Linked DNA regions of Homo sapiens: region 2 is linked to region 1. Evidence: read pairs that join two places in POLR2A ChIA-PET (ENCODE). Cell type or tissue: Panc1. All regions are shown on one strand. Each heading gives the region's core, and the rest is flanking DNA. Links, peaks and the distances in the headings are about the cores only.

The links. Peaks named below come from ENCODE experiments on the same cell type or tissue, not always from the same donor. Only the 100,000 strongest peaks of a DNase experiment are listed, where the experiment ranks them.
Region 2: POLR2A ChIA-PET joins it to region 1 with 15 read pairs; 4 of 35 experiments call an interaction of 5 or more read pairs at or near these places.

The regions. Positions count from the first base shown.
Region 1 is chr4:48,371,410-48,379,441 of GRCh38, reverse strand. SLAIN2 (SLAIN motif family member 2) reads right to left here. Exons shown (of 8, transcript NM_020846.2): 3 at 1,382-1,546. Among named protein-coding and RNA genes, the nearest start is that of SLAIN2, 34 kb to the right of the region's middle. In Panc1, for the core only: no CTCF peak of the experiment used is centred there; a DNase peak (open chromatin) is centred at 3,311.
Region 2 is chr4:48,463,085-48,466,882 of GRCh38, reverse strand. No RefSeq gene overlaps it. Among named protein-coding and RNA genes, the nearest start is that of SLC10A4, 18 kb to the left of the region's middle. In Panc1, for the core only: no CTCF peak of the experiment used is centred there; no DNase peak of the experiment used is centred there.

The sequences.
Region 1 (8,032 bases), core at 2,276-4,775:
AATTCAGCTTTCAGCACAGTGCCTGGCAAGTAATTGGTGTTCAATAAGTATATGTTAAGGATTTCAACTTGCACAAGATAGCCAATGAAACTGCTCTATAAATAGATGAGTTTATGATGTAGTGTTTTCTTCTCCCGAATTCACAGTCATTGACAAACACCATCATCTTTTCCCTCATTTTTCTAAATGAGAAAACTATAATTTGAATAAAATTAGATTCCTTAGAGATTTTAGGAACAAAGACCATGAGGCTTGTTTCTCCTACATTATGCCATGTTTAAAGTACTTTATCATTCTAAACCAAAAGGAAGACAGAAAACAGGCCAGAGGAATAAAGAATACACACATCCAAAAAAGTCTAACTTGTTTCTAATGAAATATTTTCATCAGATCGTCAACTTTTACTAAATAATGAAATCCCAACACTGTCACTAATATTTCTATTACAGATTTATCTGAAACACTTGTTTTCCAGAATTCTTCACCATAACAGTCAGCTCCAACATGAAAAGCATGTAAGGAGAGCAAGAAGAGTACAAAATAATTAATCTTTATACTATTAATGAAAAAAGAGCAGAGTGCACATGATAGGAAAAGTACTACAAGGTCAGGCTCAAATAATGCCTGAACGAAATTACCTATTTTAAACAAATATTGCAGCTTAAACTTTTTAACATGGTATCATCATAGGTGAAGTAAGTAGCAAGTAACAACCTATATACTACACAAAGAATAGGATCATTAGACTAGGGAGTGCACAGGTCAAAATTTGAGGTGGTTAACCTTAATTTTTAAGGAAGTTATAATAATCAGTCATAACAACAGCTTCAGCGACAATAAGAGTAAATAAATGGGTGAATTGTGAATTCGTGAAGAGTAAGCTACACAATAACAGTCTCAGAGCAGAACATTCTTTCCCTGGTTTATAGCAATCTGGCTTTCCCACATCATTTACTGCCCCCTCACTCTGCTGGTACATTCACCTCTAACCTCATACTATTATTTAGCTGCAGTATCAAAGTTTATTAAAATTCCTATAAAGAGGTTTTAACTCTGTAGTTTTTACAACCCAAGTAGGCTGTTCAATAAGGATCTATTGATTAAAAGAATCACATTTGTAACCCATTTAATTAAGCCAGACTTACAAACTTTTAGGTACTTGCTAAAGAAAATTTTATGTATTTAGCACACTGGCTTATGTTTATACCCCTGGTGCCTAATATAGTACCTGGTGCTAAGTTGCTCCTCAACGATATTTTCTTTAACCAGTTAAAAGTTTCATAAATAAAATGAACTCGAACTGCAGATGAATGTTATTTTCTGATACAGTGCAGTAAGCTAAAAAACATTCCTTAATAGCTCCATATCATTTTCTCCTTACCTGAATTTCCAGGAAGTATAAGCTGTTTGACTATAGGAGGTCGCACTGGGGTTGAGGATGGAGAATTGAAGCCACTGCTGTATGGGCTACTGGCATTTGGACTGTAAGGACTGGTGTAACTCATAGAGTTGAAAGGATTATTATATAAATTCTGCCTCTTGAGAGCTGCATTAATGAGAAGGGGAAAATCAAATTTAACAACTGAGAAAAAGTTAACGTTTCATTTCTGAAGTTTTCCTATTAGAAAACTAAATCATTATCTCAATTTAAATGAAGAAATATTCTTATGGTAGTGGGGGAAAAAATATAATAATCCCAACAAATTGTTTCTATTATCTTAAACTGTGTATGCAAATAAAACAGTAGCCACATCAAACAACAAAAATAATGCAGGAAGAGTAACTCCTAAACAGATTATTGGCCACTTAATTCACTTCTACTATGTTGGAAAGTTTATTCTTTGATACTTGCTGTATCAATCCTGAGTGACCTTTAAAAATAAATGGAATATAAAAGCATACTTATGTTTTCTCATTTTTCTGTAACAAATGTATTACTTTTTATTTTAAAAAATATTCTTTGGGCCAGGCACGGTGGCTCATGCCTGTAATCCCAGCACTTTGGGAGGCTGAGGTGGGCTGATCACTTGAGGTCAGGAGTTCGAGACCAGCTTGGCCAACATGGTGAAACCCTGTCTCTACTTAAAAAAAAAAAAAAAAAAAAATTAGCCAGGCATGGTGGTGCATGCTACTTGGGAGGCTGAGGCAGGAAAATCACTTGAACCCGGGAGGCAGAGGTTGCAGTGAGCAGAGATCGTGCCACTGCACTCCAGCCTGGGCGACAGAGTGAGACTCGTCTCGAAAAAATATATATATATTTTTTTGTAGAGATGTGGTCTCACCATGTTGCCCAGACTGGTCTCAAACTCCTGGTGTCAAGTGATCCTCCTATCTTGGCCTCCTAAAGTGCTGGGATTACAGGGGTGAGACACTGCACTCAACCTATTACTTTTTCTAAAAGCTATGAAATAAGTTGTTTAAATCGCCTTTTCAAAGTTTGGATTTTTTTTTTAAAGCAATACCGACTATTATTAAGCCAGTTTAAGGTCAAGACATGGGAAATCCTTAAAAAAAAAAAAAAAAAAAAAGTCGGCCGGGCGCGGTGGCTCACGCTTGTAATCCCAGCACTTTGGGAGGCCGAGGCGGGCGGATCACGAGGTCAGGAGCTCGAGACCACGGTGAAACCCCGTCTCTACTAAAAAATACAAAAAATTAGCCAGGTGTGGTGGCGGGCGCCTGTAGTCCCAGCTACTCGGAGAGGCTGAGGCAGGAGAATGGCGTGAACCCGGGAGGCGGGGCTTGCAGTGAGCCGATATCGAGCCACTGCACTCCAGCCTGGGTGACAGAGCGAGACTCCGTCTCAAAAAAAAAAAAAAAAAAAAGTCAACCTGAATACTTCTGTCAAAAAAAGAAAAAAAAAATGTGCTATGCATGTAAAATTAAATAAATAGTACAACAGTAGGACTAAGATATCAAATGCATATATTTAAAAAATTAACACTTAAAATACTATTTCTTCCTTCAATCTTTTTTTTTTTTTTTTTTCTCTGAGACAAAGTTTTGCTGTCACCCAGGCTGGAGTGCAGTGGCGTGATTTCGGCTCACTGTAACTTCTGCCTCTTGGGCTCAAACGATTCTTGTGCCTCAGCCTCCCAAATAGCTGGGAATACAGGCATGTGCCACCACGCCTGGCTAATTTTTTGTATTTTTAGTAGAGACAAGGTTTTGCCATGTCTCCCAGGCTGGTTTCGAAATCCTGAGCTCAGATGATCCGCCTGCCTTGGCCTCCCAAAGTGCTAGGATTACAGGCGTGAGTCACCGTGCCCAGCCCCTTCCTTCATATTCTAATATCCACAGCTTATTCAATATTTATGAGCACTGGCAAGAGCACTTTATAGAATATATACAAGAAACAGGATATGGTGCTCTCTCTCTTAAGAGGCTTGCAGCCAAGTACCACAGGCAGAGTCAACAAACATTGCAAGGCAAAATGAAATGAGTACTATCATAAAGGTGCAAAGGGCAATGGAAAGGAAGAGTTAGGAGTAATTCATTACAACTGAGAGAAACTGGGTAAGGCTTTTTGGAAGGAGAGGCATTGAAGCAGTCTTGAGAGGATGAGTAGTAACTTGACAGGATGGGGAAAGTATGTGCTTTACTCAGTATTTATAAGATGAACAAAAGCAGTGTCTCGGAAATGCAGAGCATGCTCAGGTAAGTGTGATAAAGCACAGGGCAGGGACAAAACAGATAAAACCAGCTGGAGCCAGGTCATGGAAGGCCTGAGACACTACGCTCAGAAGTCTGAAACCTAGTTAGTAGGTTTCTAAACCTATTTAGTAGGCCACTAAGCCTATTTAGTAGCAGTGATAAAACTATCTGTGATTTTGATCAAGCATATGATATGATCTGATCAGTGTAAGGAGAAAAAATGACAGAAATCTTGATGTTTAATAAGTTAGACTGAACTAGGTAGTACACGGTGACTAGAAAAAAGGAAAAAAAAGAAAAAAAGGATAGATATTAAAAACTGGAAAGGATTGTTAAAGAAAAGAAATCAGCTGAATGAAATGTCTGGTTTGCCTACTGGTAGTAGTGGTTTTGGGGAGGAGGAACATATGTTTTCTGTTTAGTTAGACAGTGCAGTAATTTGGACCATGTAGTTTTGTACATATTCACCATGAGACAAGATGCAAGATAAAACAATATTTTATATATATTTAGTATGCAGTATGTGGCATGATCTTGGAACTATCAACCTGTGCAGAAATACAGTTGCTAAATTCTACCTTTTTCCTCCTCCTCCATCTCCTCTGGAGTTTATTCTCTTTTACTTAGTTATTAATCACTAGCATTCCAAGTTCTAAGCCTTTTTATCTTCTCAGTCTATGCCATATTCTTTCTCCTAAGGAATCTCAATCATACATCAATTATTATCTATATGCTAAACATTCCTCATTATTTAAATTTCTAGTCTTAAGTTTTCCTCTGAGCTTCAGACCTATATACACCACCCATTTAATGTCTCTCCCCTTGGGTATGGCAAATGTATCTAAGTCAACATATAAGATCAACTCATGATCTTCGCACTAACATCTAATTCTCTTCCAAGGGTCCCTCTTCCAGAATGATCCCAATATTCATCTTGTCGCAGAAGCTGGCAACTTAGAAATCACTACTGATATTCTTGTCCACCATTTCCTCATATTTGGTTCATTCCCTTTTATTACCATATCTACTATGCTTTCCATTCAGCATACATGGCCTAGCTATCATTATCAACCCTCTTCAAAGGCATCCTACATTCACTCTTGCCCCTTTCCAACCTACTTTCCATACTACTACTAGAATAACCTTTCCAAAATAAAATTGATGACGTCCTTCCTGTCCACATACACTACACCCTTGCAGAAAACCCTTCGATATTTTTCTAGTGCTCTTAAAAGTCCACAATTGGCCGGGTGCCAGTTGCAGTGGCTCACACCTTTAATCCTAGCACTTTGGGAGGCCAAGGCAGGTGGATCACTTGAGCTCAGGAGTTCAAAACCAGCCTGGCCAACATCGTGAAACCTCGTCTCTAGTAAAAATACAAAAAAAATTAGCTGGGTCTGGTGGCAGGCACCTGTAATCCCAGCTACTCAGGAGGCTAAGGCAGAAGAATCGCTTGAACCCGGGAGGCAGAGGTTGCAGTGAGCCAAGATCGCACCACTGCACTCCAGCCTGGGCAACAGAGCAAGACTCCGTCTCCAAAAAAAGAAAAAGAATAAAGTCCACAATCTTTAACATGGCCTATAAGGTTTTACAGAGTCTGGTTCCTATGTATCTTTCTGGCCTTATCTCACATCTCTCCTTTCCTTACTCTTCTCCAGCAACTTCTTCGTATATGTCATGCTTCATCCCACATGGAGCCTTTGCACATGCCTTTCTTTTTATCTGGAATGCTCTACTCCATCTCCTTTTTCTGAGATGGAGTTTCACTCTTGCTGCCCAGGCTGGAGAGCAATGGCACGATCTTGGCTCACCACAACCTCCACCACCGGGGTTTAAGCGATTCTCCTGCCTCAGCCTCCCGAGTAGCTGGGATTACAGGCATGTGCCACCACACCATTAATTTTGTATTTTTAGTAGAGACAGGGTTTCTCCATGTTGGTCAGGCTGGTCTCGAACTCCCAACCTCAGGTGATCCGCCCACCTTGGCCTCCCAAAGTGCTGGGATTACAGGTGTAAGCCACTGCGCCCGGCCACATCTCTTTCTTAGCACACTTAAGTTGTTCTGAATCTTAAGGTTTCAGGTCAAACATCATTTCCTAAGGGAAAATTCCTATTTCTCAAAGCACTATACCTTTATTCCTTTATTATATATATATACCACTAAAAAAATTATTTGTAGTATGTTTCCCCTACTAGATGATAAACTCCATTAAGTGCCAGTACAGTGTTCATTTTTCTTTATAATGTACCCCACCTCCACCCTTTTCCCAAAGCCTGATACTTAACAGGTTTGCATTAAAAATTATTTGAATATATGCATGAATGAATGTGATTCAACAGAGGTGATACTAGACACCATATAAACAGATGAAAACACCAAAACAGGGAGAGACATGAGGCAAAAGAGAGATCTGGGGCAACCTAAACCTAAAACAGGCAGAGAGGAAGCAAAGGGAATGGGAAGTTATTGGTTAACACGGGTACAGAATTTCAGTATGGGATGATGAAAAAGTTTAGTATAGGATGATTAAAAGCTCTTTTCACCTGGATATGATAGTGACAGTTGCACAGTAACGTGAATGTACTTAATGCCACAGGACTGTACATTTTTAAAGGGTGAAAATGGATAATTTTGTATTATATAATTTTATGACAATTTTTAAAAGATGGGTAGAAAAGGAAGAATCTTCAATGAAGACTGAAAAGAAAAGAGCAGGGAGGGTAAATGAGGGTTAAAAAGACAATACACTGTCAAAAAAAACAAGTGAAGAAAATTTTAGGAACGAGTGATAGTGCGCTGCAGCGAACCTGAGTGTGAAGGAGTAATAACTGTTCTGCTGCAATACAGCACTTAAGTTCCTAGGAAGCTCTGCCTTACCAAAAAAGTGTATTTAAAAAAAAAACAATCTCCTTGGGAAATGGGGGATTTACAACTACAAAGTTCAAACTTGTAAAAGCCAAAATTTTTCCTTAAAAGATTTTAAATATATATTTCAAATATACATTGTATTTATAGCTGTAGCTATTGTTCTATGAATACAGCTATAAAATTTAAACAATGTTAAACAGATGCAGTACTTAATTACACCTAGTTATGGTTCAAGAGTAACTGCCTCTCTTACACACTCCTAATATCCTCCTTGCAATAAAGCAAAGAGCCACTCACTCAAAATTGCTATTTTTGAGGTGCAGCAGCTTTACTTTTACCCAAGTCCAGGTTGCTAGTCACCAATTGCTAATAATTCATACTCCTTAGGACGTTTTAAACCAGGGGTTGGTAAAATATAGCCTTCAGGCCAAATCTAGTCCACTACCTGTTACATTAAGTAGTTTTACTGGAACACAGCCATGCCCACTCATTTATGTATTGTCTATGGCTGCTTGCATGCTACAAGAGCAAAGTTGAGTAACTGCAACAGAGATCTTACAGGCAACAAAGACTAAAATTGTTTATTATCTGGCTTTTTGCAGAAAAAGTTTGCCAGAGTTTTATTTATTTGTTTACTGTCTGACTCCTCTTATAAGAATATAAGCTCCAAGAAGTAAGCCATTTTTTGGTCTATTATATTCACTGCCATAACTTCAGTGTTGAGAACAATGCCTATTATAGCAGATTCTCAATACATGCTGTTCAATGATGAAAATTCCTAATTAAATTGTAAATTATATTATTTCTAAGGTGGGGTACTGAAAAACAGTTTCTAGGGATATATATGTGTGTGTGTGTATATATATATATGTATATATGTATATGTATATATATGTGTATATATGTATATGTGTGTGTGTGTGTGTGCGCGCGTGTGTGTGTGTGTGTGTATATACTTTTTGTTTGTTTTGTTTTGTTTTGGCAACAGGGTCTTGCTCTGTCACCCAAGCCGGAGTGCGGTGGTGCAAACATGGCTCACTGCAACAACTTCCTGGGCTCAAGGGATCCTCCTGCCCCAGTCTCCCGACTAGCTGGGACCACAGGCGCACACCATGCCTGGCTATTTTTATTTTTTTATTTTTTGTAGAGGTGGGGTCTCACTATGTTGCCTAGGCTGCTTCTGAACTCCTGGACTCAAGTGATCCTCCCAATCAGCTGGGATTACAGGTGTGAGCCACTCTACCTAGCCCTCTAGGAATATTCTTTTTTCTTTCAATCATGCTCCTTCTATAGGAATATTCTCAATATATAGTCAGAAAATTTCCATACTTAATGTTCTGTGGCATTAAGTACATTAATGCCAGAAATTGGTCAGAAAATGTCCAGCTATTTAAAATGGTCTACTAGCTTGTCTACATATTTCTAATAATCTCTTATGAATATAACTTACATCAAGCTTCAGGGTATAATTCAAACAAATAAGCTGATAGTCATACTAAACATTTAAAAAAT
Region 2 (3,798 bases), core at 544-3,043, 89 kb before region 1:
GATTAAGATAATGCATCTAAAGGGATTAGCACCACACTTAGCTTATAGAAATATTTAGTAAATCTAACTACCAATTTTATAAAAGAGTCATTTACAAATTGCCTGTATCAGAATCCCTGTGGTGCTAGTTTAAAATGCAGATACCTGGACCCATCATTGAGTCTACTGAATCAGAATCTCTGAAGGAGGACTAGCATTTTTAACAAACTCTTGGTACTCTAGAGCTGAAGGAAGGGGCCCTGCTGGAAGCCATGTGCACACATGGCTGGATGTGGTCAGAACCATTTCCAAAGAGACACACTTAGCATGTAGAGCTAAGTGGGAGTATGGTTGGAAGGCTGGGGTGCAGACAGGAAGGGTGCACATTTCCACTGGGCTACAGAGATTTAGAATGACTGCAGTGTTAGAACTGAAGGAGAAATCTATGCTCTGCTTCACCATATTCCTTGTCAGCTAAGAAGCTCATGTCCCAGGACAAAAAAAAAATTGTCATCTTGCACCCCCTTCCTTGCCCAACTTTCTTTTATTTTTTATTTATTTTTTTATTTGTTTGTTTATTTATTTATTTATTTTTGAGATGGGGTCTCATTCTGTCGCCCAGACTGGAGTGCAGTGATGCAATCTTAGCTCACTGCAACCTCCGCCTCCGGAGCTCAAATCAATCCTCCCACCTCAGCCTCCAGATTAGCTGGGACTACAGCTGCGTGCCACCATACCCAGCTAATTTTTGTAGAGACAGGGTTTCACCATGTTGCCTAGGCTGGTCTTGAACTCCTGGGCTAAGGGATCTGCCCATCTCGGTCTCCCAAAGTGTTGGGATTACAAGTGTCAGTGACCCTGCTTGGCCCCCTTACCCCATTTTCACACAAGCTTTCCTGCCAAGATAAGTCAAGAGAAACTGCATTTTTTTTTTTCAAGCTAACTGTAGGCAAAATTGACCCTACTTATCCAAATAGGCCCAAGTTATTTCTGAGGCCTTTGCACTTTTTTTTTTCTCCCTTTATCCCACTTCTTAGCCCTACCCTCTCTTCTAACTCCCTGGCACCTTGTACCACCTCATTTTTCTAAATCCCAACTAAGTGTGTTCTCCCTTATCTACATCTCATGCCTCCCTTCTACCTAGTACAGGATGGAAGGACAGGCAGAAGCAGTTGGTGGGGGGCGGGGGGTGGACATGCTTTAAGGCAAACAGAGCCAAAGTCCCATCTGGAAGGAATTCCACCCCACTCTGTAACACTGTTGAGGAGAACCAAAGCCGGCACTACCTACAGACGAAGGCAGGACTTTACCTAGAAAACAGGCTGAACCCACTCCAACTCATGGTTCCATGATGAGTGAGATCCCCAGAGTTCCAGAGGATAACTTAGAAAACTTTGGCCTAGAAAAAGGCAGATGTTACGAGTTGTCTACCACAGCCATAGAAAAATCTCAAAAGTGGTCTGAAAGAAGATCTGTCTTCAGCAGTTGAACTTTGTGAACCTACCAGGGCCCCATATTCATTTTTTAAAAATCCTTTGCACCTATTCATATTAGGCAGTCAGTCCACAAATTATTTACTGAATATTTATCATGTGGCATCATCCTAGATTCTGAGAATACTAGTATGTAGATTGCATTACGTTTTTAAAAATAAGCTAACTTTAAGTGATTCTATAATCATATGCTATGAGGAAGAGAATATTTGGATAACCTGGCTGGGCATGGGTGGGGGTGGTTAGGAGAGCCCTGTCTCTGAAGGCAGCATTTGAGTTGGGACCTACCTAAGAGGAAGGTGGTAGCCATGTGAACTTCCAGGGGAAGGGCATTCCAAGCAGAAAGAAAACAATTGCAAAGACCTTGAAATGGGAAGAAGCTTGGCAAGTTTCAGGGACAGAATGAAGGCATCCAATACGTGTTTGTATTGAATGTGTGTATATTGAGTATCTCATAACACACATGACTGGGAGCGAGCCTCGGCAGAACTTGAACCATGGCATTAGTGCATTATCAATTACTTTCTTTTAATTCCGTGAGTATTTAGAATTGTCTCTTCCCCTCTCCCTCCCCCCACCCACCACACCCCAGTGGTAGGCACTGGACTAAATGTAGAAGATAAGAGATGCATCCTAAAGTGCCTGCCTTGAGCAGCTCCTAACTGGTGGTGGAGACAGATCCCTAAGGACACAGTTAAGGCAACTTTTTAAGTGAGTGACGGCCCTGGAGTGGGGATGTCACCAGGGCCTGTGGAAGCTTTCTTTCATTAGAGGAAGAAAGGCTAACTCCTCCAGGAGAAGGACAGAGAGCTTTTACATAAGAGGTGACCTTTGAGTTGAGCCTTTTAAGATGAATAGGATTTAACAAGATTAATTGTTCCTGGCAATACCTCAGACTAGATATTCTGAAAAATTCTCCAGCTACAAAACACCAAAACTGCTGAATTAAATACAATAAATAGTCTTTGAAAACCAGGAATGTAGCATCTGCCAATACTAGGAACCCAGAACCCTGGAGAGAGGCTGCGATGGGGGTAAGCAAAGACAGGGCACAAGAGACAGAACCCAGGGCATACACAGGTGGGGAGTAGGAAGTGGGACTGCCCACATAAAGCCAGAGCCTTGAAGGGCCACAGCCTCCTCACAAAGGTAGGAGAGGAAAAAGTATCTGTGCCTTAGCGAAGGCAAAGCACATAAAAATGTATCTTGTTCATCTCAGCCTAGGTGCTAGGGAAGAAAAAGAGAAAACAGAAATGTCTCCTGAGAGAATTAGTAATGACAGCCAGCCCAACTGTCACCCAGACTGGGGTTTGACTACACCAGTAACTCCATTTACATCCCAAAATTCCCAATGGCTCAAGAATGTACAGCACCATGTACTTGAGGAAGATGGGGCAAAGGATAGGCCAACATCAGGAGGTTTGTTAACGATGCACTTTGTTAGGTCCACCCTTAAGGTTTGTGGATTTCTCAGTATGTAAGTTATATCTCAATAAAACCTGTTTTCAAAGGAGGAGAAGAGGTTCAAGTGTGGGAGTAGGGGGAGAGGAGTAAAAGAAGAAGTAGAGGTTGTTAAATGTCCAGTTCTACACTCCAGTTTATGTGTCTGTACAACTTCCCTGTTATGGACTGAATGTTTATGTTCCCCCAAAATTCATATGTTAAAATCTTAACACCAATATGATAGTATTACAAGGTAGGGCTTTTGAGGGGATGATTAGGTCATGAGGGTGGAGCCCTCATGAATAGGATTAGTGCCCTTAAAAGGGATCCCAGAGAGCTCTCTCACTCTTTCTGCCATGTGCGGATGCAGTGAAAAGACAATATTCTGCAACCCAGAAGAAAGCCCTCACCACAGCCAATTTATACTGGCACCCAGAACTGTGAGATATACATTTCAATTGTTCATAAGCCACCCAGTCTATACTACTTGGTAGCAGCAGCCAGAACTGACTAAGATGCTCCTCTCGATGGGAGGTTTCTTCTCTGGAGAAGGTAAAAGAGTCTCTGCACTGGGGGATATCAGGAAGAGTTGAGGGCACAAATACGGTAAGCAGAAGAATAGGTGAACGTGTGCAAGCAGGATACTGTGCTTTCCATAGCTTCTTTCCTTCCACTTGGTTTTCAGAACCTACAAGCTGTGATCAAAAGATAATGACACTGAAGACCCCCTAATAAAATGGCCCAGCCAGACCACCCTTGATGCCTTTCAAACCATCCTCACACCATTCAGATGTCCCCTAGTTATTTTCAGAAATAATTTGAGACTTTACCTATGCATCATTTTTAAGATATTGGATTTGGGGTCATAAGTAAACATTTTTTC